Regions from separate parts of the Homo sapiens genome. Here region 2 is linked to region 1. A link is an interaction called in ENCODE POLR2A ChIA-PET data of the cell type or tissue named here. Cell type or tissue: HepG2. All regions are shown on one strand. Each heading gives the region's core, and the rest is flanking DNA. Links, peaks and the distances in the headings are about the cores only. Region 1 overlaps FMNL1-DT (FMNL1 divergent transcript). Region 2 overlaps MAPT (microtubule associated protein tau).

Region 1 (16,311 bases), core at 7,542-12,541:
GTGGGCAGATCATGAGGTCAGGAGATCAAGACCATCCTGGCCAACATGATGAAACCCCGTCTCTACTAAAAACACAAAAATTAGCCGGGCGTGATGGCATGTGCCTGTAGTCCCAGCTACTTGGGAGGCTGAGAAAGGAGAATCGCTTGAACTGGGGAGGCAGAGGCTGCAGTGAGCTGAGATCGCGCCACTGCACTCCAGCTTGGATGACAGAGTGAGACTTTGTCTCAAAAAAAAGAAAGAAAGCTAGAAATACTTATTATTATTATTATTTTTTGAGACGGAGTCTCGCTCTGTCACCCAGGCTGGAGTGCAGTGGCGTGATCTCGGCTCATTGCAACCTCCGCCTCCTGGGTTCTCGCCATTCTCCTGCCTCAGCCTCCTGAGTAGCTGGGACTACAGGCACCTGCCACCACACCCGGCTAATTTTTTGTATTTTTAGTAGAGATGGGATTTCACCGTGTTAGCCAGAATGGTCTCGATCTCCTGACCTGTGATCCGCCTGCCTCGGCCTCCCAAACTGCTGGGATTACAGGCATGAGCCACCGCGCCCGGCCTCTTATTATTTTTTTAACTTTTAGAGACAGAGTCTCACTCTGTTGCCCAGACTGAAGTGAAGTGGCTTGATCACAGCTCAGTGCAATCTCCAACTCCTGAGCTCAAGCAATCCTCCAGTGTCAGCCTCCTGAGTAGCTAGGACTACAGGTACACACTACCAAGCCTGGTTAATTTTTAAATTTTTTTTTTTTTTTTTGAGACAGAGCCTCGCTCTGTCGCCCAGGCTGGCGTGATCTCAGCTCACTACAACCTCCGCCCCTCGGGTTCATGCCATTCTCCTGCCTCAGCCTCCTGAGTAGCTGGGATTACAGGCGCCGGCCACCACGCCCGGCTAATTTTTTGTATTTTTAGTAGAGACGGGGTTTCACAGTGTTAGCCATTATGGTCTCGGTCTCCTGACCTCATGATCTGCCCGCCTTGGCCTCCCAAAGTGCTGGGATTACAGGCGTGAGCTACCACGCCCAGCCAATTTTTAAATTTTTTGTAGAGATGGGGTGTCACTATGTTGTCCAGGCTGGAGTCAAACTCCTGACCTCAAGTGATCCTCCTACCTCAGCCTCCCAAAATGCTAGGATTATAGGCAAGAGTCACCACTCCCAGCCTAGAAAAACTTTTGAAACTTTTTCCTTTGTGCATATCTCAGTCCCTTCTCTCCCACTGAAGGAAAATCTCTGTTATGCATTCAGTGTTATCACTCCTCTGCATTTTTTTTTTTTTTTTGAGACGAAGTCTCACTCTGTCACCCAGGCTGGAGTGCAGTGGTGCAATCTCTGCTCATGTGAATCTCTGCCTCCCGGATTCAAATTATTCTCCTGCCTCAGCCTCCCGAGTAGCTGGGATTATGGGTGCCTGCCACCATGCCTGGCTAATTTTTGTATATTTAGTAGAGATGGGGTTTCACCATGTTGGCCAGGCTAGTCTCGCACTCCTGGCCTCAGGTGAACCACCCGCCTCGTGGGATTACAGGCGTGAGCCACCGCACCTGGCCCACTGCATGTCTTTTATTTGTACTACCTAGGTATGTATACTTAAATAATATGTAGTCTTAAGCACTTTAAAAATTTTTATGAATCATACTACCAAAATCTTATAACTTGCTGCTTACTTAAAACGTTTTAAGATTTATTTATGTGGGCGGGGCACAGTGGCTCACGCCTGTAATCCCAGCACTTTGGGAGGCTGAGGAGGGTGGACCACCTGAGGTCGGGAGTTAGAGACCAGCCTGGCCAACATGGAGAAACCCCATCTCTACTAAAAATACAAAAATTAGCCGGGCATGGTGGCACGTGCCTGTAGTCTGAAGGAGGCTGAAACAGGAGGATCGCTTGAACCCGGGAGGCGGAGGTTGCAGTGAGCCAAGATCACGCCACCACACGTCAGCCTGGGTGACAAAGGGAGACTCTGTCTCAAAAAAAAAAAAAAAGATTTATTTATGTGATACATGTAGCTCCATTCATTCGTCTTTGTTCTTTGTCTTATTTTATATTAAGGGTAATTTTTTTATGGAAGTATACAACATTTATACAAAAAAAGTAGATAAATAGTAAGTGTACAGCTTAATGAATTTTCATAGTCAACACACCTATGTAACCACACCCAATGAAGACACAACTGGCCAGGAATGGTGGCTCATGCCTGTAGTCCCATCACTTTTCGGGGACCAAGGTAGGCAGATCACTTGAGCCCAGGAGTTTGAGACCAGCCTGGGCAACATGGTGAAACCCTGTCTCTACCAAAAATACAAAAAATTAGCCGGGTACAGTGGCATGTGCCTGTGGTCCCAGCTGCTTGGGAGGCTGAGGTGGGAGGATTGCTTGAGCCTGGGAGGCGAAGGCTGCAGTGAGCTGAGGTCTCACAATAGCACTCCAGCCTGGGCAACAGAGTGAGACCTCATCTCACAAAAGAAACAAAGAAAAAGAGAAACAACTCTGTCTGTACTCAGAACCAGCCAAGCCCTGTTTTTTTTTTTTTGTTGTTGTTGTTGTTTTTGAGACAGAGTCTAGCTCTGTCACCCAGGCTGGAGTGCAATCGCACGATCTCGGCTCTCAGCTCACTATAACCTCTGCCTCCCAGGTTTAAGAGATTCTTCTGCCTCAGCCTCCTGAGTAGCTGGGACTACAGGCGTGCACCACCACGCCCAGCTCATTTTTGTGTTTTTAGTAGAGACAGGGTTTCACCATGTTGGCCAGGCTGGACTCGAACTCTTAACCTCAGGTGGTCTGCCTGCCTTGGCCTCCCAAAGTGCTGGGATTACAGGCATAAGCCACTGTGCCCAGCCCCAAGTCCTGTTTTTAATAACTGTTCCCCAAGGTAACCTCCATCCTGACCCCTAACATAGATTAGTTGGCTGTTTTGGAATTTTCTATGAAAATAAACATGCTATATGTACCCCTTTGGTGCTCAGTTTCTTTCCTTCAACATTATATCTGTGAGATTTATCCATGTTGTTATGAGTAGTAGCTGTTCATTCTTTTTCATTGCTGTATAATATTCCATTGAATTAATAAACTAAAGTGCCTTCATTCATTCTGCTGCTGCTGGACATTTGGGTTGCTTCCAGTTTGGGGTTATTATGTATGATTAGTGTTTCTATGAAAATTATTTTACATGTCTTTTGGTACACATGTGCATGCATTCCTCTTGAGTTTATATCTAGGATTGGAGTTGCTGGGTCATACTATATAAATATATTCAATTTTAACAGAAAATGTTAAATGGTTTTCCACCCTCACCAGTTCAGTATGAGAATTCCTTTGCTCCACGTACTTGGCCCACACTTGGTGTTGACTGCTTTTTTCATTTTAGCCATTCTAGTGGAGATGGACTTCCTTGTTTTGTTTTGTTTTGTTTTGTTTTGAGATGGAATTTCGCTCTTGTTGCCCAGGCTGGAGCGCAATGGCATGATCTTGGCTCACCACAACCTCTGCCTTCCAGGTTCAAGGGATTCTCTTGCCTCAGCCTCCCCAGTAGCTGGGATTACAGGCATGCGCCACCACGCCTGGCTAATTTTGTATTTTTTGTAGAGACGGGGTTTCTCCATGTTGGTCAGGCTGGTCTGGAACTCCTGACCTCAGGTGATCTGCCCTCCTCAGCCTCCCAAAGTGCTGGGATTACAGGGGTGAGCCACCTCTCCCAGCCCAACTTCCCTGTTTTAAGTTAAATTTATTGTGCTAAGCATTTTACATGCATTTTTTTTTTTTTTTTGGAGACAGAGTCTTGCTCTGTTGCCCAAGCTGGAGTGCAGTGGTATGATCTCGGCTCACTGCAACCTCCGCCTCCTGGGTTCAAGTGTTTGTCATGCCTCAGCCTCCCAAGAGCTGGGATTACAGGTGCATGCCACCATGCCTGGCTAATTTTTGTGTTTCTAGTAGATTGGGTTTCACGATGTTGACCAGGCTGGTCTCGAACTCCTGACCTCAAGCAATCTGCCAGCCTTGACCTCCCAAATGGCTGGGATTACAGGCATGAGCCACCAAGTCAGGCCTTTATATCATCTTCTTTTTTTACCTACATATCAACTCCATGAGGAAGGTATTGCTGTTAACCCTGTTTTACAGATGGGAAACTGAACTTAAAGTTAGGGAACTTCAAGGCCACATAGTGAGGGCTAGTGCAGAACCTCCAGGCTTTACTGTCCCTATTGCTGTGGTCTGTGCCATCTGGTAGTGGTGGAGGGGGTCCCACGAAGACAAATTACTGGAAGCCGATGACACAAATACAGTAACTGGGATATTATTCGAGGTGCACTGGGGGCCCCAAAGCCGAATGAGATGAATTCCACTGCACGGGCTGGAAGGAGTCACAGAGAAGGCCTGGATTGAACTGAATCTTTGGACAAATTTAGAGTGATAGTACCCATCTCTGATGGTCCTAGTGAGGATTTAAGGTGCTTTAAGCATTAGGTAAAGCTCCTGGTACTCGCACATAGCGGGTGCTCAGTGAAGGGCTGTTGAAGGAATTAGTGAACGCATGTAGGATCGGGAGACCTATGCACAGTTATGGTCTTTCCTGGAGCCAGGGGATGGACAAAATGACCTCTCTAGGCCTCTTTCGTCCTGAGTTTGAGTAGGTCAGGGGAAAGCCTAGGGTAAAGGGCCAGCTCCACTAGCCCAGGCAGGGAATGACTCCCCCTGCCCAGCCCCTATGACTAAGGGGCTGTGAGAGCAACTCCTTTCTAGACAAGGAAGAAATAATGTCACAGGGCATTGTCTGCGCTGCTCCCCAGCACCCTGTTACCCCTTCTCCAGCTCTACCCTGAGCTCTGGATCCAGCAGAAGGAACTGAAGTCTAGGACCCACAACCCCCAGAAAAAGGCCCAGGCAGGGGGATGGGCTGGGGAGGTGTGTGTTTGTTTTGAAAGCCTGTAGAGGAGGAGGAGGAGGGGGAGGAGAGGGAGATGGGGTGGAGGAGAGTAGGAGGTGGAGGAGAGGAGGAGGAGGAGGAGGAGAGGGAGATGGGGTGGAGGAGAGGGGTAGGATTAATTTGCAGCTTAGATTTTAGGGCCAAGGATTGAAGCCTCTTCCTGCACTCCTCCCCTCCTCCACTTGGCATTATCCCAAGGAGTTGCCTTGGGGCTTCCGTGATGGCGACGGGAATGCGGGGAAGTTGAGGGCCTGGGAGCCCGAGGCCAGATGGAGGCAAAGAGGAGTGAGGCTGCTCACAGACCCTGGTGGGCTGGGTTCTGGAAGAAAACCATGGGCTGACCAGCTCCAGGGCCTGGCTGAGCCTCAGCCAGGTTCTGCCAGAGCTGGCTCAACAGCGGCACCTGCCGGCTGGGGCCCTCTCTGCGGGGAAGGGCTCCTCCACCGCCCTGGGAGCCCCGCGGGTGAGTCGCTCCTGGCCTGGCTCTGTGGCCTCCCCAGAGGTCAGATCAGGAAATGTTGCGAGCCGAGGAATGTTCTGAAGCGGAGGGCCTCTGCCCTTCTGGCCTCCACCTGTGCCCCTAACACTACCCTGTTCACCCAGGACACTAACCGAGGGCCAGGGCTGGGGGAAAAAGAGTAGGATGAAGGCCACTCACTTTAGGGAGGTTCCTGGTTTGGGTAGTTATTATTATTATTATTTTTTAATTTGGAAATACTTTAAAGCTTACAGAAGAGCTTCAAGAATGATACAAAGATTCTTCCTCCCTTACCTAGATTTATCAGTTGATAACATTTTGCCCCATTTGCTTTCTTTCTCTCTTTGTATATACAGTAGATAAAAACGTAGTTTTAGTTGGTTGAACGTGGGGGACAAGAAAATGAAAAATAAAAAATTAACAAAACAACATAGTTTTAGGCCAGCAGCAGTGGCCCATGCCTGTAATCCCGGTACTTTGGGAAGCCAAGGCAGGATAATCACTTAAGCCCAGAAGTTTGAGACCAGCCTGGGCAACATAGTGAGACCTCGTCTCTGCAAAAAAATAAACAAAATTAGCCAGCTGTGGTGATGTGTAACTGTAGTCCCAGCTACTCAAGAGGCTGAGGTGGGAGGGTCGCTTGAGCCAGCGAGATTGAGGCTGCAGTGAGCCATGATTGCGCCACTGCACTCCAGCCTGGGCGACAGAGCGTGGCCTTGTCTCAAAAAACAAAAAACAAAAAAACAATAAAAGCATAGTTTTTTTTTGGTATATTAACTGAACTGAAAGTGGCAGCCATCATGCCCCTTTGCCCCCAAATACTTCAGTGGGTATTACCTAAGAACAAGGATATTTTCTCGCATCACCACAGTTCAGTGAAATTTAACATCAATACAATAATTTACTGTCTATATTCCAATTTTTATCAATAAGGATCCTTTAGAATATTTTTTCCCTGTAGTATAAGATCCAGATCAGGATCACACATTGCATTTAATTGGCTTCCTCTTCTCCTTTTTTTTTGAGACAATGTCTCACTGTGTCACCCAGCCTGGAGTGCAGTGGCGTGATATTGGCTCACTGCAGCCTCTACTTCCTGGGCTCAACAGATCCTCTCACCTCAGCCTCCTGAGTAGCTGGGACTACAGCGTGCCAGCACACCTGACTAATATTTCTTTTCTTCTTTTAGAAATGAGGTCTCGGCCAGGTGCGGTGGCTCACGCCTGTAATCCCAGCACTGTGGGAGGCCGAGGCAGGCAGATCACGAGGTCAGAAGATCGAGACCATCCTGGCTAACACAGTGAAACCCCGTCTCCACTAAAAATACAAAAAATTAGGCAGGCGCCTGTAGTCCTAGCTACTCGGAAGGCTGAGGCAGGAGAATAGCATGAACCCGGGAGGTGGAGCTTGCAGTGAGCTGAGATCACGCAACTGAACTCCAGCCTGGGTGACAGAGCGTGATTCCGTCTCAAAAAAAAAAAAAAAGAAAAAGAAAAAAAAGAAATGAGGTCTCACTATGTTGCCCAGGCTGATCTACCCACCTCGGCCTCCCAAAGTGCTGGGATTACAGGCGTGAACCACTGTGTCCGGCCATTTTTCTTCTTCTTCTTCTTTTTTTTTTTTTTGAGACGGACTCTTGCTCTGTCGCCAGGCTGGAGTGCAGTGGCGCGATCTTGGCTCACTGCAACCTCCGCCTCTTGGGTTCAAGCAATTCTCCTGCCTCAACCTCTGGAGTAGCTGGGATTACAGGCACTTGCCACCATGCCCAGCTAATTTTTGTATTTTTAGTAGAGATGGGGTTTCATCGTGTTGGCCATGATGGTCTCGATCTCCTGACCTCGTGATCTGCCCACCTCGGCCTCCCAAAATACTGAGATTACAGGCATGAGCCACCACGCCCAGCCATTTTTCTATTTTTTGTAGAGACAGGGGTCTCCCTATGTTGCTCAGGCTGGTCTTGAACTCCTGGGCTCAAGCAATCCTCCTGCCTCAGCCCCCAAAGTGCTTGCTGGGATTTCAGGCATGAGCCACCACACCCAGATATTTAGGCTTCTTTATTTTTTATTTATTTTTATTTTTTGAGACTGAGTTTTGCTCTTATTGCCCAGGCTGGAGTGCAGTGGTGCGATATCGGCTCAACTGGGTTCAAGTGATTCTCCTGCCTCAGCCACCTGAGTAGCTGGGATTACAGGTGCACGCCACCACACCCAGCTAATTTTTGTACTTTTAGTAGAGATGGGGTTTTGGCATATTGGCCAGGCTGGTCTCGAATTTCTGGCTTCAGGCCATCTGCCCATCTCAGCCTCCCAAAGTGTTGGGATTACAGGTGTGAGCCACCATGCTGGCCTAGGCTTCTTTAATCTGGGGCAATTCCTCATCTTTTTCATCTTTCATGACATTTTTTCAGAGTAGGACTCCCCCACACATTTTTCCTTTTAATCGAATGCACCTTATTTGAGGTTTGTCTGGTATTTCCTTATGGATAGATTCAGGCTATGTCTCCCTGGTGCAAATATAAGCAATATTATATTGTTTGGGTGGAGTTCTCTCCACTTTAAGGGATTCATGGAACTTCTGAACCTCTGAGGTTGATTAACCCCTGAGTTGTCTGTCAAAAAAATCAGATTTTCAAAACAAGTTAAGAAGGACATCATGAATTATGCGTGTGTCTTCACTCTGCTGATGGCTGGCTTAGGCTCTGCATTCTCTCTCTCCCTCTTCCCCTCCCGCTACCGAACTTGCCCTTGAAATTTCAGCAGCTGCTGTTGAAAGCATTCTTTTTGAAGGCCACTAGGGACCCCTAATTGCCCAACTCAGTCGCTTTCATAGTCTTCATCCTCTTGACCTCTTCTCAGGGCAACGGACTGGCTCACCCGCCCTTCTCCCTAAAACCACAGAAGGCCGCGCTTGGCTGTCCCAGTCTCTGCCCATTTCCTTCAACAAAAATGACAGAATGCCGGCTGCTCTGGGAGGTACAGAGGTGGATCCACTGTGGAGCCAGCTTTGCAGGTGGTGGCTTGTCAGGAAAATTCTGCAGGTCCTGGTCTTTTTTTCTTTTCTTTTCTTTCTTTTTTTTTTTTTTTTTTGAGACTGAGTCTCACTCTATTGCCCAGGCTGGAGTGCAGTGGCATGATCTCGGCTCACCGTGACCTCCGCCTCCCGGATTCAAGTGATCCTCTTGCCTGAGCCTCCCAGGTAGCTGGGATTACAGGCGCCCACCACCACGCCCAGCTTATTATTGTATTTTTAGTAGAGACAGAGTTTCACCATGTTGGCCAGGCTGGTCTCCAGAACTCCTGACCTCAGCTGATCTAGCCGCCTTGGCCTCCCAAAGTGCTGGGATTACAGGCATGAGCCACCACACCCGGCCTGGTCCTGGTATTTCTTGTATACTCCCCACACCCCAGTGAAGATGTTCTCTCAGCTTTTGTCCTCAGATGGGGTGCCTGGAATTGGTCTTTCCCCTGGAGGAGCCCCACCTTCTAGTGGTTTCAACTTTGCCTCTCCTTCAACAACCCAGGAGGGCAGCCCTGAGTCTCTGACCCTGACTCAGTGGATGTCCAGGCAGAATTATGTCAGGAATGGATCTGGGCTTAGTGTTTCTTCCTCAGCAGCCCCTAGGGCAAACAGACCTCCCCTCATACTCCTTTCCCAGGCCGTGAGCTCTTTTTAGGCAGGTTGGGGTCTAATTCTTCTCTATCCCTCGGCACTGGGCATGCAGTTGGCCCTCCATCAATATTTATGGAATAATGGCCAGGCGCAGTGGCTCATGCCTATAATCCCAGCACTTTGGGAGGCTGAGGCGGGAGGATTACTTGAGGTCAGGAGTTCAAGACCAGCCTGGTCAACATGGCAAAACCCAGTCTCTACTAAAAATACAAAAATTAGCTCGGTGTGGTGGCGCATGCCTGTAATTCCAGCTACTTGGGAGACTGAGGTAGGAGAATCATTTGAACCTGGGAGGCGGAGGTTGCAGTGAGCCGAGATTGGGTCATTGCATTCCAGCCTGGGTGACACAATGAGACTCTGTCTCGAAAAAAAAAAAAAAGTTATGCAATAATGAGCAAAGAGGTTCAGGGCTTGCCTAAGGCTTGGCCTTGCTCTTGGCTTTCATCACAGGGACCTACATGTTGGCTGGCTGTTGGGAGGGAGAGCTTTGGAAACTGGCTGTCCCTGGTACAGGGGAAACAGTGAAGAAAGCTGGGTCCCAATTTCTGGGTTATTGTCTCGGCTCTGCCATTTTCTTTTTCTTTTTTCCCCCCAGTTATTGTTTCCTGTTTTTTCTTTTTCTTTTTTTTTTATTTTTTGAGACGGACTCTCGCTCTGTCACCCAGGCTGGAGTGCAGTGGCACAATCTCGGCTCACTGCAAGCTCCGCCTCCTGGGTTCACGCCATTCTCCCGCCTCAGCCTCCCGAGTAGCTGGGACTACAGGTACCCGCCACCACGCCCGGCTAATTTTGTTTTTGTATTTTTAGTATAGACAGGGTTTCACCATGTTAGCCAGAATGGTCTCGATCTCCTGACCTCGTGATCCTCCCGCCTTGGCCTCCCAAAGTGCTGGGATTACAGGTGTGAGCCACGGTGCCTGGCCTGTTTTGTTTTGTTTTTGTTTTTGTTTTTTTAGATGGAGTCTCACTGTGTCACCCAGGCTGGAGTGCAGTGGCACAATCTCGGCTCACTGCAACCTCTGCCTCCTGGGTTCAAGTGATTCCCCTGCCTCAGCCTCCCAAGTAGCTGGGATTACAGGCACCTGCCACCACGCCCAGCTAATTTTTGTATTTTTAGTAGAGACGAGGTTTCACCATGTTGGCCAGGCTCATCTCAAACTCCTGACCTCAGTTGATCCACCCACCTCGGCCTCCCAAAGTGCTGGGATTACAGGCGTGAGCCACTGCGCCCAGCCCGTTCCTTTTATAAATTATTTCAGTAGGCTTTTGGGGAGCAGGTGGTGTTTGGTTACATGGATAAGTTCTTCAGTGGTGATTTCTGAGATTTTGGTGCATCCACCACCCAAGCTTGTACACTGTACCCAGTGTGTAGTCTTTTATCCCTCGCCCCCGCTCCCAATCTTCCCCTAGAGTCCCCAAAGTCCATTGTTCATTCTTATGCCTTTGTGTTCTCTTATACGTGAGAACATATGTTTGATTTTCCATTCCTGAGTTACTTCACTTAGAATAATGGTCTCCAATTCTATCCAGGTTGCTGCAAAGGCCATGATTTTGTTTCTCTTTTTTTTTTTTTTTTTGAGACAGAGTTTCGCTCTTGTTGCCCAGGCTAGAGTGCAATGATACAATCTCAGTTCACAGCAACCTCTGCCTCCCGGGTTCAAGTGATTCTCCTGCCTCAACCTCCCGAGTAGCTGGGATTACAGGCATGTGCCACCACGCCCAGCTAATTTTGTATTTTTAGTAGAGATGGGGTTTCTCCATGTTGGTCAGGCTGACCTCGAACTCCTGACCTCAGGTGATCCGCCCGCCTTGGCCTCCGAAAGTGCTGGGATTACAGGCATGAGCCTGTATATATGACATTTTCTTTACCCACTCATTGATTGATGGGCATTTGGGCTAGTTCCATATTTTTGCAATTGTGCAATTGTGAATTGTGCTGCTATAAACATGAGTGTGCAAGTCTCTTTTTCATATAATGACTTCTTTCCCTCTGGGTAGATACCCAGTAGTGGGATTGCTGGATCAAATGGTAGATCTACTTTTAGTTCTTTAAGGAATCTCCTGGCCCGGTGCGGTGGCTCATGCCTATAATCCCAGCACTTTGGGAGGCCCAGGTGGGCAGATCACGAGCTCAGGAGATCGAGACCATCCTGGCTAACACGGTGAAACCCCATCTCTACTAAAAATACAAAAAATTAGCCAGGCATGGTGGCAGGCGCCTGTAGTCCCAGTTACTTGGGAGGCTGAGGCAGGAGAATGGCATGAACCTGGGAGGCGGAGCTTGCAGTGAGCTGAGATTGCGCCACTGCACTCCAGCCTGGGTGACAGTTCAAGACTCCATCTCAAAAAAAAAAAAAAAAAAAAGGAATCTCCATACTGCTTTCCATAGTGGTTATACTAGTTTACATTCCCACCAGCATCATAAAAGTGTTCTCTTTTTACTACATCCATGCCTACATCTATTATTTTTTGATTTTTAAATTATGGCCATTCTTGCAGGAGTAAGGTGGTATCGCACTGTGGTTTTGATTTGCATTTCCCTGATAACTAGTGATGCTGAACATTTTTTCATATGTTTGTCGGCCATTTGTATATACTCTTTTGAGAATTGTCTATCTATTCATGTCCTTAGCCCACTTTTTGATGGGATTGTTTGTTTGTTTTTTTTCTTGCTGATTTGTTTGAGTTCCTTGCAGATTTGGGATATTAGTCCTTTGTCAGATGCATAGTTTGTGAAGATTTTCTGCCACTCTGTGGGTTGTCTATTTACTCTGCTGATTATTTCTTTTGCTGTGCAGAAGCTTTTTAGTTTAATTAAGTCCCGTCTATTTATCTTTGTTTTTGTTGCATTTGCCTTTGGGCTCTTGGTCATGATGTCTTTGCTGAAGCCAGTGTTTAGAAGGGTTTTTCAAATGTTATCTTCTAGAATTTTTATGGTTTCAAGTCTTAGATTTAAGTGTTTGATCCATCTTGAGCTGATTTTTATGTAAGGTGAGAGATAAGAATCCAGTTTCATTCTTCTACATGTGGCTTGCCAATTATCCCAGCCACCATTTGTTGAATAAGGTGTCTTTTCCCCACTTTATGTTTTTGTTTGAGTTGTTAAAGATCAGTTGGCTGTAAGTATTTGGATTTATTTCTTGGTTTTCTATTCTGTTCCATTGGTCTATGTGCCTGTTTTTATACAAGTACCATGCTGTTTTGGTGACTATGGCCTTATAATATAGTCTGAAGTTAGGTAATGTGATGCCTCCAGATTGGTTCTTTTTGATTAGCATTGCTTTGGCTATGCAGGCTCTTTTTTGGTTCCATGTGCATTTTTTTTTTCAGATGGATTTTTTTTTTTCTGTCGCCAGGCTGGTGTGCAGTGGCACAATCTCGGCTCACTGCAACCTCCGCCTCCCAGGTTCAAGTGATTCTCCTACCTCAGACTCCTGAGTAGCTGGGACTACAGGCACGCGCCACCATGCCTGGCTAATTTTTGCATTTTTAGTAGAGACAGGGTTTCACTGTGTTGGCCAGGATGGTCTCAATCTCTTGACCTTGTGATCTGCCCACCTCTGCCTCCCAAAGTGCTGGGATTACAGGTGTTAGCTACCATAGCCAGCCCCACATGAATTTTAGGATTGTCTTTTCTAGTTCTGTGAAGAATGATGATGGTATTTTGATGGGAATTGCCTTAGAGTTTTGAATTTCTTTTGGCAGTATGGTCATTTTCACAATATTGATTCTAACCATCCATGAGCATGGGATATGTTTCCATTTGTTTGTGTCTATGATTTATTTCAGCAGTGTTTTGTAGTTTTCCTTATGGAGGTCTTTCACCTCCTTGGTTAGGTATACTCCTAAGTATTTTATTATTATTTTTTGCAGCTATTGTAAAAAAGGTTAGATTCTTGATTCTCAGTTTGGTCATTGTTGATATACAGCAGTGCTACTGATTTGTGCAGATTGATTTTGTATCCTGAAACTTTACTAAATTTGTTTATAAAATCTGGGAGCTTTATGGATGAATCTTTAGAGTTTTTCTAGGTATATGACCATATGATTGGTGAACAGCGACGGTTTGACTTCCTCTTTACCAATATGGATGCCTTTTATTTCTTTTTTTTTTTTTTTGAGATGGGGTCTTGCTGTCTCCCAGGCTGGAGTGCAGTGGCGCAATCTCGGCTCACTGCAAGCTACCCCCCGGCTGGGTTCATGCCATTCTCCTGCTTCAGCCTCCCGAGTAGCTGGGACTACAGGCGCCTGCCACCACGCCCGGCTTATATATATATATATATATATATATATATATATATATATAGTATTTTTAGTAGAGATGGGGTTTCACCGTGTTCACCAGGATGGTCTTGATCTTCTGACCTTGTGATCCGCCCGCCTCGGCCTCCCAAAATGCTGGGATTACAGGTGTGAGCCACTGCGCCTGGCCTGGATGTCCTTTATTTCTTTCTCTTGTCTGATTGCTCTAGGTAGGACTCTGCCATTTTCTTGACCTTGGATATGTCACTAAGCCTCTCAGCGCCCCAGTCTCCGCATCTTAATGAAATAATGGGACTAGTAACACCAACCTAAATGTATTGCCACAAGGATGAAACTAACAAGACCCTTTCACAGGCCCAGTGCCTGGTGTTCAGCGGGTCTTCGATAATTGTTCCTTCTGTTAGCATTCATTAAACACCTACTGTGTACCAGATGCCAGGTTGTGCTCCCCTAGCCCCAAGAATGGACCTAGGTTTTCTAGGTGGCCCCCTTAGTCCACTCTCTCCTCTTAGCTCAGCAGCTCTGGGCAGCTGTGAGTCCCAGTCTATTTGGCTGCAGATTGGATGGGACCTCACCTGCCCTAGTTTGTTTGTTTGCTTTTTTAAGATGGAGTCTCGCTCTGTCGCCCAGGCTGGAGCACAGTGGCATGATCTTGGCTCACTGCAACCTCCACCTCCCTGGTTCCAGTGATTCACCTGCCTCAACCTCCCGAGTAGCTGGGATTATAGGCACCTGCCACCACTTCTGGCTAATTTTTTATTTTTAGTAGAGGTGGGGTTTCACTATTTTGGCCAGGCTGGTCTTGAACTACTGACCTCAAATGATCCACCTGCCTCAGCCTCCCAAAATGCTGGGATTACAGGCATGAGTCACCACACCTAGCCTGTTTATTTTTTGAGACAATTTCTCACTCTGTCACCCAGGCTGGAGTGCAGTGGTTTGATCACGGCTGACTGCAGCCTTGAGCTCCTAGGCTCAAGCGATATTCCCACCTCAGCCTCTTGAGTAGCTGGGACAACAGGCACACACCACCATGCCTTGCTAATTTTTTAGTTTCTATAGAGACAGGGTCTCACTATGTTGCCCAGGCTCATCTTGAACTCCTGGTCTCAAGTGATTCTCCGCCTTGGGCTCCCAAAGCAGTAGGATTACAGGCAGGAGCCACTGCAGCCGGTCCCCATCTGCCCTACTTTTTGTAAGACTTAGGGCCTTGAAAGAAATGACTACATTTTCCTCTTCTGGCTGGGTTGTCAGAGCTGTTTCAGACAGACTGACAGACCAGTAAAGGTGACAGCTGTGGTTTGTAGCCTCTCAGGTCAGTCAGACACAGCCAGAGTGAGAGAAGTGACCAAATGTCTCCTTGGCAGACCGTTTCGAAGATTAAGACACTTAATCTAAGATTAAGATTTGGAGGCTAAGTGTGGTGGCTCATGTCTGTAATCCTAGCACTTTGGAGGCTGAGGTGGGAGGATCACTTGAGGCCCAGGAGTTGGAGACCAGCCTAGGCAGCACAGGGAGAATCTGTTTCTACAAATAATTAAAAAAAAAAAAAATTAGCTGCGCATGGTGGTGCACGCCTGTAGTCCCAGCAACTCAGGAGGCTGTGGTAGGAGGATTGCCTAAACCCAGGAGGTGGAGTCTGTAGTGAGCCATGATTTTGTCACTGCACTCCAGCCTGGGCAATGGAGCAAGACTTTGCCTCAAAATAAATAAATAAATAGGCCAGGTGCAGTGGCTCACACCTGTAATCCCAGCACTTTGGGAGGCCGAGGCGGGTGGATCACGAGGTCAGGAGATTGAGACCATCCTGGCTAACACGGTGAAATCCCGTCTCTACTAAAAATACAAAAAAAAAAAATACAAAAAAAATTTTTTGAGACACTCCATCTCAAATAAATAAATAAATAAAATAAGTAAAAATATAAACATTTGTTGTTAACCAAGAAACTCCTCCTGGCCTCCCTCAGCTGTCCCCTCAGAGGCACCATGAAAAGCAAGAGGGCTAACGTGGGTTTGAATCCTGGCTCTGCCACTTTATAAGTGGGTGACTTGAGTTACTTCATCATTAGCAGCCTCAGTGGCCACTAATGTAAAATGAAACTAGAATAATCTCCAGTTCACAGGGTTTCTGTTTGTATCTCATCCTTTGGATTCTCTCTTCCCAGACTCAGTGATCACTCTCAAACTCAGCCCTTGAATTTTTGTTTTTTTTGAGACAGGGTCTGGCTCTGTTGGCCAGGCAGTGCAGTGGCACAATCATGGCTCACTTCACCCTCTACTTGCCTGGCTCAAGCAATCCTCCTGCCTTAGCCTCCTCAGTAGCTGGGACTACAGGTGTGCACCACTACACCTGGCTAATTTTTAAACTTTTTTTTTTTTTTTTTTGAGATGGAGTGTCACTCTGTCACCCAGGCTGGAGTGCAGTGGCGCGATCTTGGCTCACTGCAACCTCCGCCTCTCGGCTGATTCTCCTGCCTCAGCCTCCCGAGTAGCTGTGACTACAGGTGCACAGCACCACAGCTGGCTAATTTTTGTATTTTTAGTAGCGATGGGGTTTCACCATATTGGTTAGTCTGGTCTTGAACTCCTGACCTCATGATCTGCCTGCCTCGGCTTCCCAAAGTGTTGGGATTATGGGCATGAGCCACCGCGCCAGGCCTTTTTAAACACTTTGTAGAGACGGGGTTCCACTGTGTTGCTCAGGCTGTCCTCGTACTCCTAGGCTCAAGTAATCCTCCTGCCTTGGCCTCCTGAGTAGCTGAGACTTTGGGTTTGTGCTACCATGCCTAGCTAATTTTTTTTTTAATTTTTAGTAGAGACAAGGTCTTGCTATGTTGCTCAGGCTGGTCTCTAACTCCTGGACTCAAGCCGTCCTCCCACCTCAGACTCCCAAAGTGCTGGGATTACAGATGTGAGCCACCACAACTGGCCAGTCCTTTAGTCTTTACCCCTCCTCCTTTGACCTCAGAACTGACTATTGC
Region 2 (16,311 bases), core at 6,177-11,176, 720 kb after region 1:
GATTAAATGCATGTATACGCTCAGGCATCAGCACACTTGGAAAGGATGAAAATATCCGGAAGAAGGGTTCTTTTAAAAGGCTCCTCAAGTGATGCTGGCAGGCATGACGAATGTCCCTGGTCACAAAAGCTCTGATCTGGCCTAACCCTGTCATGTTAGAGACTGGAGTGCGTGTGTGTGCGCGCAAAGTGTGGGGGGATGGGGGTGAGTGTGTGTGGTGTGTAAGCATGAGTGTGTATGTGTGTGGTGTGGGGGTGTGTGCTGTGTGAGCGTGTGTGAGTCTGTGTGTGTAGTGTGTGTGTGAAGTATGTGGTGTGTATGTGTGACGTGAGGTGTGTGTGGTGTGTGAGTTGTGTATGGTGTGTGCATGAGCATGTGTGTGGGCATGTGATGTGTGTGTGGTGTGTAAGCATGTGTGAGTGTGTATGTTTGAGCATGTGTGGTGTGTTGTGATATGTGTGTGGTGTGTGAGCATGTGTGTGTGATGTGTCTGTGTGTGGTGTGTGTGAGCATGTGTGTTGTGTGTGTGGTGCATGTGTGTGGCGTGTGAGCGTGTGTGTGCATTGTGTCTGTGAGCATGTGTGAGTGTGTGTGTGTTCAGCATATATAAGGCATGTAACTGAACACAGCACTTTAGAGGGCTCTCCTGGAGTCAGAGGGGGTGGGTAGGAGGAGAAGGGAGGTGGGCTAGTGTGCTGAAGTATCTACTCCTTGTCATAGTCTGTGACAACCCAGACTAGCCCATGAGCCACCCTGTTCCCTGCATTTCCAATGAGACCTCGGTGGACATGTTCCCTGAGGTGAGGCTGACTGATGTCATTTGACGATCTTGATGCCAAATCCTTTTATATCAAAAACAACCAGAACACTCTCTTTTCTCTTAGTGCTTTCACCCAGATGACCACATTTCATCCTCCCAGCCACTCTGGGCCAGGTGGCACTGCTGGTTTGAAAGGGAGGTCTCCCCTGGAGTAACTTCCGTGGGCGGATTCACACCCTGCCCACAGTCCTGTCCCAGTCAGCCCACCATGGTGGTCTCCGGTTCCTCCAGAATTCCCGCTTTTCAGCTCATCCCCACATTCCCGGAGGGACTGAGAGCGCAGCCCCAGGGCCCTGCTCTTTGGGGGCCGTCTCTACACCCAGAGAAGCAGCAAGGCATTCCTAGGTTTCTCTTTCAGATGCAGAACTTCAGTGTTCAGAGATGTTCCCACTGGTCCTGAGAGGGCTCAGTTCAGCTTTAATGACTGCGCTGTTGCGTGTGCTCTGCAGAGGGCGGGTGGCCCAGCGTGGCTGACTGCAGTTTTCCTGACGTGGAGCCCGAGCCTGCCCCGCTGTTTATTAATTAAGGATCACTCTGCTTGCAGAACCCTGAACTCCCCAGAACTGTGAGGTGGGAGAACCCCGAGAGGCCACCTGGCCCCACTTCCCACCTGCTGCCCAAACCCCCTCTCTGCCTTCCTGACAGTCACCCCAACTCCCAGTGATCCCCATCAACCATCTGACAAGGGGACTGAGAGGGAAGAGAAAGGAGGGGCCCAAAGAGGAAGGTAAAACTGTCGGGAACAGCCCCCAAATGTGTGACAGCCTTCAGTGGAGTTGCCCACTTTCCCTTTTCTCCTCCCTGCAGGACCTCCCTTCTCCCCAGTCCTCCCCAACTTCTGAGGTTACATTGAGAAAAGTCTGCAGAGAGGTGCCAGCATCACAAGGTGTTAAGGACCACGAGTTTGGCATTTTAACAGATGCCAGAGCCACTTGAGAAATGTGGTAACTAAGCCCAGAGAGGTACAGTTAACCTCCCCAGAGTCACACAGCAGGTTCATGGCAAAGCTGGACTAGCACAGGTGTCCTTCCCCTGCAGATCCCCTTCTGTGCCCCACATCACCTCCCTCCAGTGTCTGGGCCACCTGGAGATGGGCCCTCAGACTCACCCGGCCAGAGGTGCCATCTCATGGGAGAGGTCTGGCCAGGAAGCATCGATATTTGAGATCCCAAGAAATGAAGACTTGGCCTGTCAGATGACAGACTTCGGTCATGGGAACACGTGATCTGTTTTACACATGCGTCCCCTCAGCAGCAGCTTTCCAGAACATTCCCACTTTCTTCTGTAGTGAGAAGAACTCTTTCCCTGCAGCCTCCTGCCCAACTCCTCCTTCAGTGTCTTTGCTTCAGTGTCTTTGATAAACCATTCTGCTTTGCAGAGTGCGAGCTCTGCCTTGCAGGGTTCGCATCTGCCTGTGCTGAGTAACCAACGCTAAGGTCGAGTGGTCGGTCACCTCTCATAAGAGCTAGGGTTGTCTCATGCTGATGACTAGGACTTGCCCTCAAGGAGAAAAATAAATCAAAACAAAAGCAAAAACAGCAAACATGCATCTCTTAAAGAAGGCTCTGAGTCCAGGTAAATTTCCTTCCACTGAAGCAGCCAGGCTGAATTCGAATTATCTTTGCCCCTGCTTAAAAACTAATGCAAATTTTCCTAGAGAATATCCACTAATTCCTGGAGGGGGCATGGGCATTCCTGATGCCCATGAGAGGACCATTTGCTCTTCCCTCAGTATGCTAAATAACAGAAGCGACATTTGTTGCTGGAAAGTATCAGTGAAGTTAATAAGGTTTTTCTTGCCCAGGGTGAGGGAACAGTTCCCAATGACAAATGCTGTATGGGAAGGGGCTGTAGAACTGCCAGCCCCTTTGGTCCATCCGTAAAGTGAACTCTGTGGATCCTGGAGGATTCCAGCGTCTTTTTTTTTTTTTCTTTTTTTTTAAGACAGAGCCTTGCTGTCACCCAGGCTGGAGTGCAGTGGCACGATCTCAGTTCACTGCAACCTCCGCCTCCCGGGTTCAAGCGATTCTCATGTCTCGGCCTCCCGAGCAGCAAGACTACAGGTGCGCACCACCATGCCCGACTAATTTTTGTATTATTAGTAGAGACGGGGGTTTCACTCTGTTGGCCAGGCTGGTCTCAAACTCCTGACCTCAGGTGATCCACCCGCCTCAGCCTCCCAAAGTGCTGGGATTACAGGCATGAGCCACCATGCCCAGCCAGCATCTTTCATTTTTCTGTCTGCTTTGGCCCTTTCCTCTCTCACTGTCTTCCTTTTCCATTTCCAAAGTCAGTCCATCTCACTATTAGCACAAAAACTGCTAGAGCGCTTGTCATTGGTCATCTCTCCCTGCACCTGGCTGGTCTGTTCTTGGCCACTGAAGCGTTTCCCCCAGCTGTTGCTTTAATCATTTTATTGTTATTATGCCTTACTTAAGAAATGGATATGAGATGCATTTACCTGTCTCTTCCTGCCACTCTGCAGAGCCAGTAAGATGTGGTGGAAAGGGCCCAGGCTTTGGAGGAGGGCTGGCTGGGGTTGGATCTTGGCTGCCCCCTACTAGCTGTGTGACCTTGGGTAAGTAGCTGGACCTCTCTGAGCCTGGTTCGGAATCATAGCACCTCTCTTTCAGGGCTGCTGTAAGGAATAGCAGTGGTGTGTATAAAGCAGAGCGCACAGCCAGCAACTGGCCCCTAGCCACACTGCTGAGCACCTACTGTGATAAGCTGCCATTGTGGTGTGTGAAGCAAAGGGGAAACATGCCTGCTGTAGTGAGCTTCCTGTAGGGCAGGTTGTAGAACCAGAGGTGGGTTCCAAGGTTACAAAGGGACTCTTAGTGTATTAGTCTGTTCTCACATTACTATAAAGACCTACCTGAGACTGGATCATTTATAAAGAAAAGAGGTTTAATTGGCTCACATTGGCTGGGTGCGGTGGCTCACGCCTGTAATCCCAGCATTTTGGGAGGCCAAGGCCGGCGGATCACTTGAGGTCAGGAATTTGAGACCAGCCTGGCCAACATGGTGAAACCCTGTCTCTTCTAAAATAAAATACAAAAATTAGCTGGCCATGGTGGTGTGCGCCTGGAATCCCAGCTACTCAGGAGGCTGAGGTGGAAGAATTGCTTGAGCCCGGGAGGTGGAGGTTGCAGTGAGCCAAGATCGCCCCACTGCACTCTAGCCTGGGCAGCAGACTGAGACTCTGTCTCAATAAAAAAAAAAAAAAAGAAAAGAAAAAGAATTGCAAGAAATAAATTATTGTTTATGAGCTATATGGTCTGTGGTACCTTGTTGTGGGACTGGGAGTCTTGGCGTCTCCCTGACCCTGCCTGTTGCTGCAGCACCGCTCAGCCCTGCCTGCTCCCTACCTGCCTCCCCTCGGCCTCTCCTGCCTCCACCGGGCCCCTGGTGCCTCCTCTAGAGACAGTCCTCCTGGGACCGATTGTGTTCTCACTTACACGAGGCATCCAGGACTACAGATAACCAGAGGAAGGGGCGCCCCCCCCGCCTGCCCTCCTCCCTGGCATCCTCACGCTGCAGAGGTCAGAGCCTCATCCCAGCCCCTTACCTGCCCCTACTCTGTGGAGAACCGTGGTCAGTTCGCCAGGCCGGATCCACGAACGGCCTTGTGGAAGATGGTGAGCTCACACCCAGAGCTGGCTCCGATGACCCTGTCTCCTTTACATGTTTCTACCTTCCCCTCCCTACCTTCCCCCACTGCTGGGCGCAGAGTGGAGGCAGATGAGGTTTAAAGCTCAGAAGGGCTTAAACGGGTTGGGGCGCAGTGGCTCATGCCTGTAATCCCGGCACTTTGGGAGGCCAAGGCAGAGGATCACTTGAGCCCAGGAGTTCGAGACCAACCTGAGCAACATAGTGAGACCGCGTCTCTACAAAAAATAAAATAAATAAAATTAGCTTTGCAGGGTGGCATGCACCTGCAGTCCCTGCTACTCAGAAGGCTGAGGTGGGAGGATCGCTTGTGCCCAGGAGTTTGAGGCTGCAGTGAGCTATGCTGGCACCACAGCACTCCAGCCTGAGTAACAGAATGAGATCCTGTCTCAAAACAAACAAACAAACAAACAAAAGAAGGCTTAAAGGGGGCTCCAGGTGGGCTTGGCAGCACAAAGCTATGAAGTTCTATCTTAGACACAAGTTCTGTTACTGGGCCTTTGCAGGCTGGCCTGGGTACCTGGCTGCCATAGACAGGGAACCTTCCAGATGAGCTGCAGGCGTGGAGCACAGGAGCCAGGGTGCTCTTCCTGGGCTCTGTCCACAGGCAGAACGTACACAGTCTTTGTACACGTCCGGCGGCTCTGGTGCCTATTTTTGTTTGTGTTTTTCTTTTGTTTGGGGGGATGGATTTGGTTTCCCCCGAGCCCTCTGTCCTCCTGTCACCTGGCTGGTGCTCGGCAATGTTGACCAGCTGCCTGGCTGGAGTTGGCAGTGGCTAAGGCTGTGACAGCTAACATGTTCCTGAGTCCTCTCATTTCTTCACCATAATGCCCTGTTGAGTTTGCAGATACTGTCTCTGTTTTTATCTCCCGGGGAAACTGAGGCTCAGAGTGGCTAGGCCACCTTCCCATGGTCCCTCAGCTCATGAGGGCCACACAGGGCATTGCGGTGGCCTTCTCCTCAGCCTTGACCCTCCGGCCCCAGCATTGCTGCCTCAAGGGGTCTCCTCTGCTGAGCCGTGCACCTTCTGCCTGGCAGCTCCAACTCTGTGGCTGTGTTCAGTGGCTCAGCACTGCCCCTTGACCCTCCCTGGCCTTCTGCGGATGCCAGACTGGAGCACTCTGACAAGGTCTGGGGTGGTTGTATGGGTCCTGTGACCTCTATACACCTCCCAGTGCCTGGGAATCCTGCAGATACACCCTCCTTAGCCGTCCCTAACCATAGAGGACATTTCTGAGGTCCCCGAGAGAGTGGGGCACCCCTGCAGGATCCAACTGCTGGGCCCAGGAAGGATAGCAGCAGCATGAGGGGTTCCATTAGCCACAAACTCACGGCATGGAACCTTCACCCACCTCGCCCCTCATCTGCTGTTTAGCACCTGGCACGCCGTGTATACTTACTGATTATTACATTTTAATGGCAAATTATAGTGGCAAACGTATGCATCTTTGCACAATTGTTGTACAGCATGATGAACAAGTCATTAATAGTAAAGAATAAATGTGAAAGTGAGAAAAATCTGACTGCCAAAGTTTTTACTCCTTCCTTCCCTCCCCAGACTTTTAAATGAAAGTTTAGGGATAATCCCTTAGTTGTCCTGCTAGTAGGACTTGCAATTAAAAGAATTGGGCCAAGAACACTTCTACGCTTCTCCTTTTAGGTTTGGGTGTAAATTCGGGGTATTTCTCACTGATGAAAGCCTGGTGCAGGGCAGACCGTGGGAAGCTTTCATTTCCGGAATGGACCATCAACATCCCTTGGAGAAGAATTCTCTTCTCCAGACCCAGACCTGGTGTCCTGGCACCCATTGGGCAAGTGGGTCCTAGAAGACAAACCTGGTCAGAGCCTGGAGGCTGCTTAGCATTCCCCACGCACATTAGCAGCTCGGAGAGCTCAGGAAGCCGCAGCCCCTCCTTGCCTCACCAGCCTGGATCAGGACAGCATCCCCTGGAAGACACACAGGGCCTGGCCTCTGATTACCCAGCCTGGAGGGAAAGCTCAATCGAGCATCATGTCACCCGGTGCCCCCATGCAGGGTGGCACTGGTGAGACCCCCAAGCCAATGATACCACCTCACAGGAGTGCAGGCCCATTGTGGCCAGATCATCTTGACTTTTCAAGATAAATCAGAAATCGTATTTCCATGAGATATCCCTATTTGCAAGTGATGGTGACTAAATTAGAAGTTTTTGAATATTGTAACATGTTCGTAGGCTGTTTGTCTGGTTTAAACTCTATCTGGAGGAATTCAAGCTAGACTTCAGGAATAACTTCTTGAGGCAAGGATTTTGAGACCTTAGGGAAAGAAGGACGTCTTGGGGGTATTCTGACTGTTGTCCTCCTGGAAGGGAAGAACAGAGAACTAGAAGACTGCCCTTAGCGAAGTTCAAAGCACCTAAGCCCGGGACCCTCAGCAAGTGTTCTTGAGTCACAGATTCTCCCTGAGGCGCCTCTTTCTGGCTCCATAGAATGGCTGATTCTGTAACTCGGTGAGTTTGCTTTTTTTTTTTCCTCCATCACCCAGGCTGGAGTGCAGTGAAGCTGGAGTGCCGTGGAGCGATCACTGCAACCTCTGTCTCCCAGGTTCAAGCAATTCTCCTTCCTCAGCCTCCCAAGTAGCTGGGATTACAAGCATGCAGCACCACACCTGGCTAATTTTTGTGTTTTTAATAGAGACGGCCCGAAGTGCTAGGATTACAGGCATGAGCCACCGCGGCCAGCCATAACTCTGTGACTCTTGTTACAAAGGCCTTATATTTTGCTCTTTGAGGGTGGTTTTGGTTTGATGCCTGTTGGTTGCCATCTTTTAACTAGGGATGTTTTATCAAAATGCCCAGCCAAAGTGTCCAAACAAATTATACCTTAAAGTTTGAAAATGTCTGGCACTTCTAATTCAATGCCTGTTGTGCCAGGCACTGGGCTGCTGAGGAACTGAGTCCCGTCCCTGCAGGCTAGCTAGAGAACACACACACACACACACACACACACACACACAGAGTGGTCTTACAAGTCAGTTTTATATTCTACCTATATGCAATAAAGGTATTATTATGTTGAGGTGCCTTGATATAAAAATTTTTCTTAAAGGAGAGGATGCCTAAAACAGGCATTACCTGAAACCTCCTCTCTCCAGCATTGGTTGTCTTCTGTCATGACTCAGGGTTTTCACTGAGAATGGGATGGAAATGTGGTCTAAAGATAGGGCCAATGTTGGGACTGGATCCCCTCTGGGAAGTCAGACCAGGCTAGGGCAGGTCCTTGAAGCCATCAGGAAAAGCCTCTGGAGCCAGAAACAAAACAAAAAAAAAATGGTGTTAACTAAACTCAGTCTCAAATCCTGAATAGGACTCAAGTCAAGCAAAATAATTAAAGGAGTTAGCAAAGGGCAAGTCAGAGAGACCGAGCAACACCAATGTCTTCCGGGAGCCCTGTGGCGAGTGACAGAGCCTGGACTCTGGAGTAGAACTCATCTTGTGTCTTCTTCTGCCACTCGTTAGCTGGGTGACCTTGAGCCAAGCCCCTTAACCTCTTGGACCCTATGTTCTTATCTCTAAGTAGGGGCTGGTAATATCTTCCCCTTTGAGGAATGCCCTCTAAGGGGTGTTGTGAAGATTCGGTAAGGTGGCAGGGGTAGGACTCCTGGCCAGAAACAGGCACATAATAAATGCTAAGTCTCTCCTTCTCTCCACCTGCTGGATGCTGTAGATACTAAGGATTTCGATGTGAATGAGACAAAACCCCTGCCTTCCAGGAGCCTTTGAGAATCAGAGAACTAGACCCATTTCCAGAACAAGGGGATGCAGGGTCTGGATAAAGTTTTGGGGATCAATAGAGCAGAGGGCTCCCAGAGGATCCCATAGGGTTGACTCCTAACTCAAGGGCATGAGACAACCCCCAGGAAGGGCACCCTGGAAGGGGTCCGGCTGTCCCTGATTTACTTGTGGGCACTGGGGGAATGCCCGGAGCCATCCAGCCCTCAGGGCTCTGTGTGATTCTGGGTTCCTCCCATAAAAGATAATCAGATTCTTTCACGTTAATGTCTTTCTCCACCTCATTGCACATCATGCAGCTATTCATTGACTCAGCAAGTATCAGCTTTGCATGCGACCTTGGCCTACCCACTTTAGCTTTTAGTAATAGCTCCCTTCTTGAATAATACAACCAGTGGGGAAACAGAACCTAACTCTTACCTCTGGGAGGCTTATTTGCTTTGAGAACATATGTCCTGCAGTTTTGTTCATATGGCAGTGAAGTTTCGTGCACACACTCTAGAGCCAGGCAGCCTGGGTTCAAAGCGCAGCTCTGCCAGGTCCTAACTGCATGAATTTGGGCAAGTCGCTCAACCTCTCCATGCCTGAGTTTCCTCATCTGTAAGATTGGAGCAATGGTAATACCTGCTTTTTAGGGTTGAGAAGAGAATTAAATGAATTAAGATGGGTAAAGTGCTTAGAGTGGAGCTTTGCAAGTAGTAAGTGCTATGTAAGTGTTCGATTTAAAATGAAAGACCCTTAAATACATTCTTTGTTCATTTCACAAGCCCTTCATTTCACAACCTTACATTTCACAACCAAGCTCTGTCTCCCCTGGAATCCAGCCATAACTCTGCTCACAAGTGTGAGACAGGCCCCAGCAGAGCTGCACGAAGAGGAGAGAAGGCAGCCCCCCAGACTCCCAACCCCCTGTCCAAGATGGCAAAACCAGAACACAGCCTCTGTACCACCCCAGCAGGTATTCAGAATCTGCAATCTCCAAAGCCCACTTCAATTGTAAATGTAGAGCCACGTGCGCTTTAAGTCACCTGTCACTCTGGAGGCTCTTTTGCTCAGTTCCTCACCATTAGCAGGGATGACAGGGAGTGCAGGAGTGCGGTCGACTCCCAGATATTGGAGAGCGCTGGGCTAGCTGCCCATTCTCCCGGCCTCCACTCCTCTTTGCTGTCCAGCCATCACTTGCTCTTTGAAGGCAAACAAAACAGAAAACAGTGCCAAAAGTATGGGAAGAAAGCCAGCTTCTCCCCTGGGGTGCCTGTGATGCCATGCCCACCCTCCCTGACCACGCAGCCCCTGTGGACCCTCAGGGCCCCAAGCCCCCATTTCCATCACATGCGTACACCCATGTGTGTCCATAGCCGCCCATCTCAGTCAATAAGGCTGCTCCTGCCCACTTGGAATAGTGGTGACAACCAGGAGTGGCTTATGGGAACTATCCCAATGGCCTGACAGCATGTCCGCTGCAAACCGCTGAGGTAGGACACTGCCCTCATGTCTAGCTGATCAGCAAGAGGCGCAGTTGCTTTCTTAGGTAACATTGCTGCTGTGTCCTGGCCATTGCTGGGGGGTGGCACTTAATCTACACCAGAATTTTCCCTCCTGTATCTTCCAAGCTGCTTGGATCTTGGTGCTGAATTAGGTTGGACTTTGTCTTGTGGGGAAGGGAGGACTATAGACCCTCAACGTAAGCAATGGTCAGACTATTCTAAGAAAACTCGCCGAATTAAAGCATGAGGTAAATTTAGTTCTGACTTCTGTCCACCCCACTGCCACTGTCCCCTTTTATCCCATGATCCCTTGCTTTTCTTTTCCTCCTCTCTCCCTATCTCTTGTGTTTGACGCATGATAGGAATTCAGAAATATATGTTTGTGGATTTGTTTATTCACGTAGCAAACCATTTCTTGAGTGCCTACCATGGGCCAGGTAGAATGGGCGGCCCCGGGCTGCAGTGGTTTCTTCAGCCCCTCTCCAGGGTTTACACTGTGCAAGACGGTTTGTGATGGGTCCTCCCATCGAGGACCACACTCTTCTTTCTCTGTGCCCCTTGGTCCTCAGTCTCTGACCCCACTTCAAAGGCAGCATTCACTCAGGGAAGCTCCCATACAATGCTAGTCAGAGTAAAAGTTTGGACAAATTGCCAGGAAGCAGCTTGTCAGTATGCATAAACAGCCTTTAAAATATTACTACTCTTTGACCCAGAATTTCACTTCTAGGAATCTGTCCTAAGGAAGTAGTCACATGCAAAAGATTTATGTACCAAGATGTTCATCAAAGTGTTGTTTTATAACAGGAAGTCTCAGAAGCTGGATAAATATCCAACCTCTGGAAATGGTTAGATAGAATAGTATGTAGCCATTAGAAAATTATGTCTATGGGGTTTAAAATGTCATGGGAAAACACTTCTGACATAAAAGAGCATGAGAACTGTATATTTAGCATAATCTTAACTATGTTTTAGAATGCACAGGAAAAAAATGTACAAACATATTCATAGTGATGTCTCTGGTGGTAGGATTATGATCAGTAAGTACTTCTGTCTCTTCATATTTTCCTGTATTTGATAATACATGCATATGTTGTTTTTAAAATAAGAAAAATTTTAAGTTTAAAATTGGAGCTGAAAAGTGTTTTTAGGTCAGGCGAGGTGGCTCACACCTGTAATAGCACCACTTTGGGAGGCTGAGGCAGTCAGATCACTTGAGCCCAGGAGTTCGAGACCAGCCTGGCCAACATGGTGAAACCCCATCTCTACTAAAAATAAAAAAATTAGCCATGTGTGGTGGCACACATCTGTAATCCCAGCTACTTGGGAGGCTGAGGCATGAGAATTGCTTGAACCCAGGAGGTGGAGGTTGCAGTGAGCCAAGATCGTGCCACTGCACTCTAGTCTGGGCAACAGAGTAAGACTCTATGTCAAAGAAAAAAAAAAAAGAAAAGCCTTTTTAAACAGTAGCAGACATAACTATATAATCCTTACTAAGCTGTCGGTCAAATTTTTATTTATATATTTATTTTATTCATTTATTATTTTTAGACAGGGTCTCACTCTGTTGCCCAGGCTGGAGTACAGTGGCGTGATCATGGCTCTCTTCAAACTTGACCTCCCGGGCTCAAGTGATCCTCCCATCTTAGCCTCCCAAGTAGATGGGACCACAGGTGCATACCACCACACCTGGCTAATTTTTTTTATTTTTTATTTTTAGAGATGGTGTTTACTATGTTGCCCAGGCTAGTCTCAAACTCCTGGGCTCAAGCTATCCTCCCACCTCGGCCTCCCGAAGTGCTGGGGTTACCAGCATGAGCCACTGTACCCAGCCCTCAAATTTTTAAAAATCTATAAGAGACATTATTGGACAATTAGAGAAATTCACATATGGACTTATAATAGTATCAGAGTGTGTGGTGTGATGGTTCTGGAGGGAATGGACTTTTTCTTTGGAGACAGGCTTTTCTATGCCCACCCTTTTATCTTGCTAACTTATCATCATCCAGGTTCCAGCAGAAACATTACTTCCCCCAGGAAATTTCTTAAGGGTGCAGTATCATGATGTCTGCAGCAAATTCTCAAATAGCTCAGGAAAAAAGTACGTGTGTGGTATGAGTGTGTGTATGTATGTGTGTATATATATACACATATATACACATATATATACATATATGTGTATATATATACATATATGTGTATATATATACACACACATACACATATATATACACACACACATACATACATGTATTTTTATATAATTATATATGCAGAGAGTGCAAATGTTGCCAAGTTAAAGATTGGTGAGTCTAGGTGAAGGGAATATGGTATTTATTGTATTATTTGTGCAACTTTTCTTAAGTTTGAAAATTTTCAAAACAAAAAATTGGAGGAAGAAGGCATGCCAGTCTACCCCAAGCCCTCCATTGGAATGCTGAAAATCTAAACAATGTGATTTGGCAATTTCATTTCTTTTCTGTTGTGGGCCAGTAGTCCTTAGATGTTGGGGAAGGGGGTAGTCGCTGAGGTGTGGTTGACTTAGGATGGAAGAAGCAGAAGTCAAGACTCCCAGGGTCAAAGTGGTTTGCTCTGCTGACCCAAGTGTGGGAGGCCCAGAGTCAGCGTTTCAGGTGTGCTAATTCAGCATGGTTCTATTCACGGCCAAAGTCCACCCTGGGCACCTCTCTGGCAGCAATCTTGGGTGACTCTACTAAGGCCAGGCCTCCATGACCCTATGTCTGGATCCCATATCTCCACCTCTCCCACTGTCTCAGGAACGGTGCTTAGCTTTTTCTTTTCCCTCTCCTGTCTTCTTTGCCAGCATGTAGAAAGTTTAAATAATTCCCCTCTTTACAACAAAACAAAACATACCCCCTTCAGTCAACCACCCTAGCTCTCTTCTCCTTTTCCCAGCCAGATTTTTTTAAAAGCATCCTAGGCCAGGCGCGGTGACTCACGCCTGTAATTCCAGCACTTTGGGAGGCCAAGGTGGGTGGATCACAAGGTCAGGAGATCGAGACCATCCTGGCTAACATGGTGAAACCCCATCTCTACTAAAAATACAAAAAAGTAGCCGGGAGTGGTGGCAGGTGCCTGTAGTCCCAGCTACTCGGGAGGCTGAGGCAGGAGAATGGCGTGAACCTGGTAGGCGGAGGTTGCAGTGAGCCGAGATGGCGCCACTGCACTCCAGCCTGGGTGACAGAGTGAGACTCCGTCTCAGGAAAAAAAAAAAAAAAAAAAAAAAAAGCATCCTCAGCACTTTGGCAACTCCATCTCCTCCCAACATGTCCCTGTTACTGGAATCCAGCCAGGACTCAGCCCCGATCTTTCTACTCTAACCAGTTGTCTCAGTTAACAAGGACAGGTTTATGCTGCAGTGACAAACAAGATCCCAAATTCTTGTGGCTTCACACATCTGGCACCACCTCATCTTCCAGCCTTAGGAGTCATCTTTTAGTTCCTTGAAAACTCTTTACAGTTTTCTGTTGGGGCCTTGTCATATACTATTCCCCTGGAATGTTCTTTCCTATCCCCTCCCTTTCACCTTGCTAACTTGTGCCCATCCTTCAGGTCTCAGCAGAAACATCACTTCCTTGGGGAAGTTTTCTCCAACACCCACACTACACAGGTGTCCCATCTACACTCCTATGACTTTGTGGTACTTGTCTCACTTCATTTTCCACTGCCTTCCCCACAAGGCACCTGCACAAGGGCAAGGACCGTACCACTGTACCTATGTCACTCATTGCTGTGGTCACCTGCACTCTGGCTGCCTACCTTAACTACACATTAGAATCACCTGAGGAGCTTTTAAAGCCACAATGCAAGACTCCACCCTAGGCCAATTGGATCCAAATCCCTGGGGTAGGGCCAGACATCAGTGGAGTTATATATACATATATATATTTTGTTTGTTTGTTTGTTTGTTTTTTGAGACAGAGTTTTGCTCTGTCACCCAGGCTGGAGTGCAGTGGCGCGATCTTGGCTCACTGCAAGCTCCGCCTCTCGGGTTCACACCATTCTCCTGCCTCAGCCTCCTGAGTGGCTGGAACTACAAGTGCTCGCCACCACGCCCAGCTAATTTTTTTGTGTTTTTAGTAGAGATGGGGTTTCACCGTGTTAGCCAGGATGGTCTCGATCTCCTGACCTCATGATCTGCCTGCCTCATCAGCCTCCCAGAGTGCTGGGATTACAGGCATGAGCCACTGCACCCGGCCATCAGTGGATATATTTTTAAAGCACTGCAGAGAATTCTGTTGCATCAGCTTGAGAACCACTGATCTGCCTTGTGCTTCACATTTAAAACTTTTTTTTAATGAATAAATAAACCCCAAAAAATTAATCTCCCTAAGCCTCCCTAGAAGATAGGATGGTAAGGATATTTTCCTAGGTAAAAATATGTTAATTTCATATTTCATGAAATTTCATGTTTCATTTCAATCAAGCTCTGTCATACACCTTACATGGGGCAAGCCCAGTGCCTGGGCAGGGTGTAATTATACTCATTACACAGGCAAGGAAAAGTCACATTAGGTGATGGAGCACAAATAGGCAGTTAATGGTTTCAGGGCTAGTTAGGATATGTTTGTCTTTCAATTGCAAGTAATAGAAGCCCAAAGAAATTGGTTATTTATATAATATAATTGATTGGTTCCCAAATTTGAAAAATTCAGGAATAGACCCAGCTTAGGTACAGCTGGATCCAGTCACTCAAACAATGTCACAAAGAACCCTTTGACAGGAATGTATCCTGTGTTGACTCTACTTTGCTCTGAGTAGTCTTTCCCCAGGTGATGATAAAAATGGTCATCATCGCCAGGCTTGTGTCCTGTTTAGTAGGAATATACAAGAAGAGCTCAGTAAATGCTGGCCCCACCACTAAGCAAAAACAAAACTTTTGTTGTTGTTATTGTTGTTTTAAATAACAGCTTAGACCTTTCTTCTTTCCTTGTTATTCTCTTTCATCTGTAATCCAGTTTTCTACTTCTGAAGTATAGAATGTTCTGATGATTTATTCTTCATTACCCACAACTTGCACATGTTTATTTAAAAATGCCAGGATTGCCTGGCCGTTGTGTGCTGTTAACCTTTGTTTGCTGTTAGTGGATCCCTGAAGTTCAGGCTCCCAGGGGAGCAGATAATGGGTATCCAGTTCCTGCAATATCCACCCTCTGGCAAGCCAAGTTCCTTCCTGGGTAAGGTTTTGCCTACCTGCATTCCTAGGGAAGTTTCTGGGCCTGACCACCAAGCCAGCTCTGAGAAGGGGTGCATAAGCCCCACCATGCTTTGGCTCTGTCCCTATAGAATATTTTATGTTGTTACTGAAAACTAAAGGAAGATGGGTGCGGTGGCTCATGCCTGTAATCCCAGCACTTTGGGAGGCCAAGACAGATTGATCACTCGATGCCAGGAGTTCAAGACCAGCCTGGCCAACATGGTGAAACCTTGTCTCTACAAAAACAAAACAAAACAAAAATTAGCCGGGTATGGTGGCATGCACCTGTGGTACCAGCTACTCAAGAGGCTGAGGCACAAGAATCTCTTGAACCTGGGAGGTAGAGGTTGCAGTGAGCCGAGATCGCACTACTGCATTCCAGCCTGGGTGACAGAGCAAGATTCTGTCTCCAAAAAAAAAAAAAAAAAGAAAAGGAAAGCTAAAGGAGAGAGACTAAAATGATATCAGGTTCCTGGAGAACAAACAGACATGATTTTGCTTCATGGCAGGACAGCCGGAAGAAGTGGGATTATATCCTCACATTACAAATAAGAAAACTGAGACTCAGAATGGTTAAGTCACTTGTCCCAGGCCACACAGCCAGTAAATTACAGAAACAGAATTTGAACCCAAATCTTCCAGCTCCAAAGCTTGTGTTCTTTTCACTACCTCCTGCTTAATTTTTTAATTTCTAAGATTAGACCCTTCATCTATCCATGACACCTGCCTGTCATCCCCTGAAAAAAGGTGAACGCCGTTCAGAAATTTTTCTAGCCTGAGCTCACTCCCAGTTCACTTATTTTTGCTTTGTCATGGCTGCCCAGTCCCCACTTGTAGACCAGGAATAGGTCATGGCTGCGGGGACTACACGCTGTCGCTGCTGCAAGGGCCGGCCTCTGTTTCCGGGGCTGAGTGGGGGCCAGACCTGCCAGGAGCACCATCTTCTGTGGGTCCTGCCTGGATGTCACATCCCGGCCCCAAGAAGTCACTGCAAACCTTCGTATTATTGAGCTTCACATCCTAGAATTTGCTGTCACTGTGGCTGCTGCATGAAGTTGTCCTGAGAGAAACGGGCATTGTCATTAACAGGGAAATTGATGGTCTGGGGGAAAAGTCATCCTCATTCTCTTGCAGATCTATGGGTGATTGAGACTGGCTGATGTTGAAGGGGTTTCTCAGCCATCGTGTGCCATGTTATGGAACAGTGGTGTAGCCAGCCATTTGACACCCAGCGCTGACCTTTGTTTAACAACCTCACCTATATATGACAAAATGATTGTCAGAAATAATCGTGTAATGAAATGACTGTAATAATGGCCAGAAAAGAAACGCAGATAGTAAAATGTT

What was found. ChIA-PET counts read pairs that join two places held together with the same protein. Peaks named below come from ENCODE experiments on the same cell type or tissue, not always from the same donor. Only the 100,000 strongest peaks of a DNase experiment are listed, where the experiment ranks them.
Region 2: POLR2A ChIA-PET joins it to region 1 with 5 read pairs; 2 of 35 experiments call an interaction of 5 or more read pairs at or near these places.

The regions. Positions count from the first base shown.
Region 1 is chr17:45,192,651-45,208,961 of GRCh38, forward strand. All of the region lies in intron 2 of FMNL1-DT (FMNL1 divergent transcript), which reads right to left. Among named protein-coding and RNA genes, the nearest start is that of FMNL1-DT, 21 kb to the right of the region's middle. RefSeq lists silencers at 9,913-10,097, 10,985-11,246. In HepG2, for the core only: a CTCF peak has its summit at 8,192; DNase peaks (open chromatin) are centred at 8,201 and 9,481; H3K4me3 peaks cover 297 bases.
Region 2 is chr17:45,915,033-45,931,343 of GRCh38, forward strand. The region is part of intron 1 of MAPT (microtubule associated protein tau); the gene reads left to right. It overlaps LOC105371800 (a long non-coding RNA gene), which reads right to left. Exons shown (of 4, transcript XR_007065822.1): 2 at 9,327-9,446; 3 at 8,683-8,889; 4 at 5,886-7,772. Among named protein-coding and RNA genes, the nearest start is that of MAPT-IT1, 27 kb to the left of the region's middle. In HepG2, for the core only: no CTCF peak of the experiment used is centred there; DNase peaks (open chromatin) are centred at 8,699 and 9,049; H3K4me3 peaks cover 815 bases.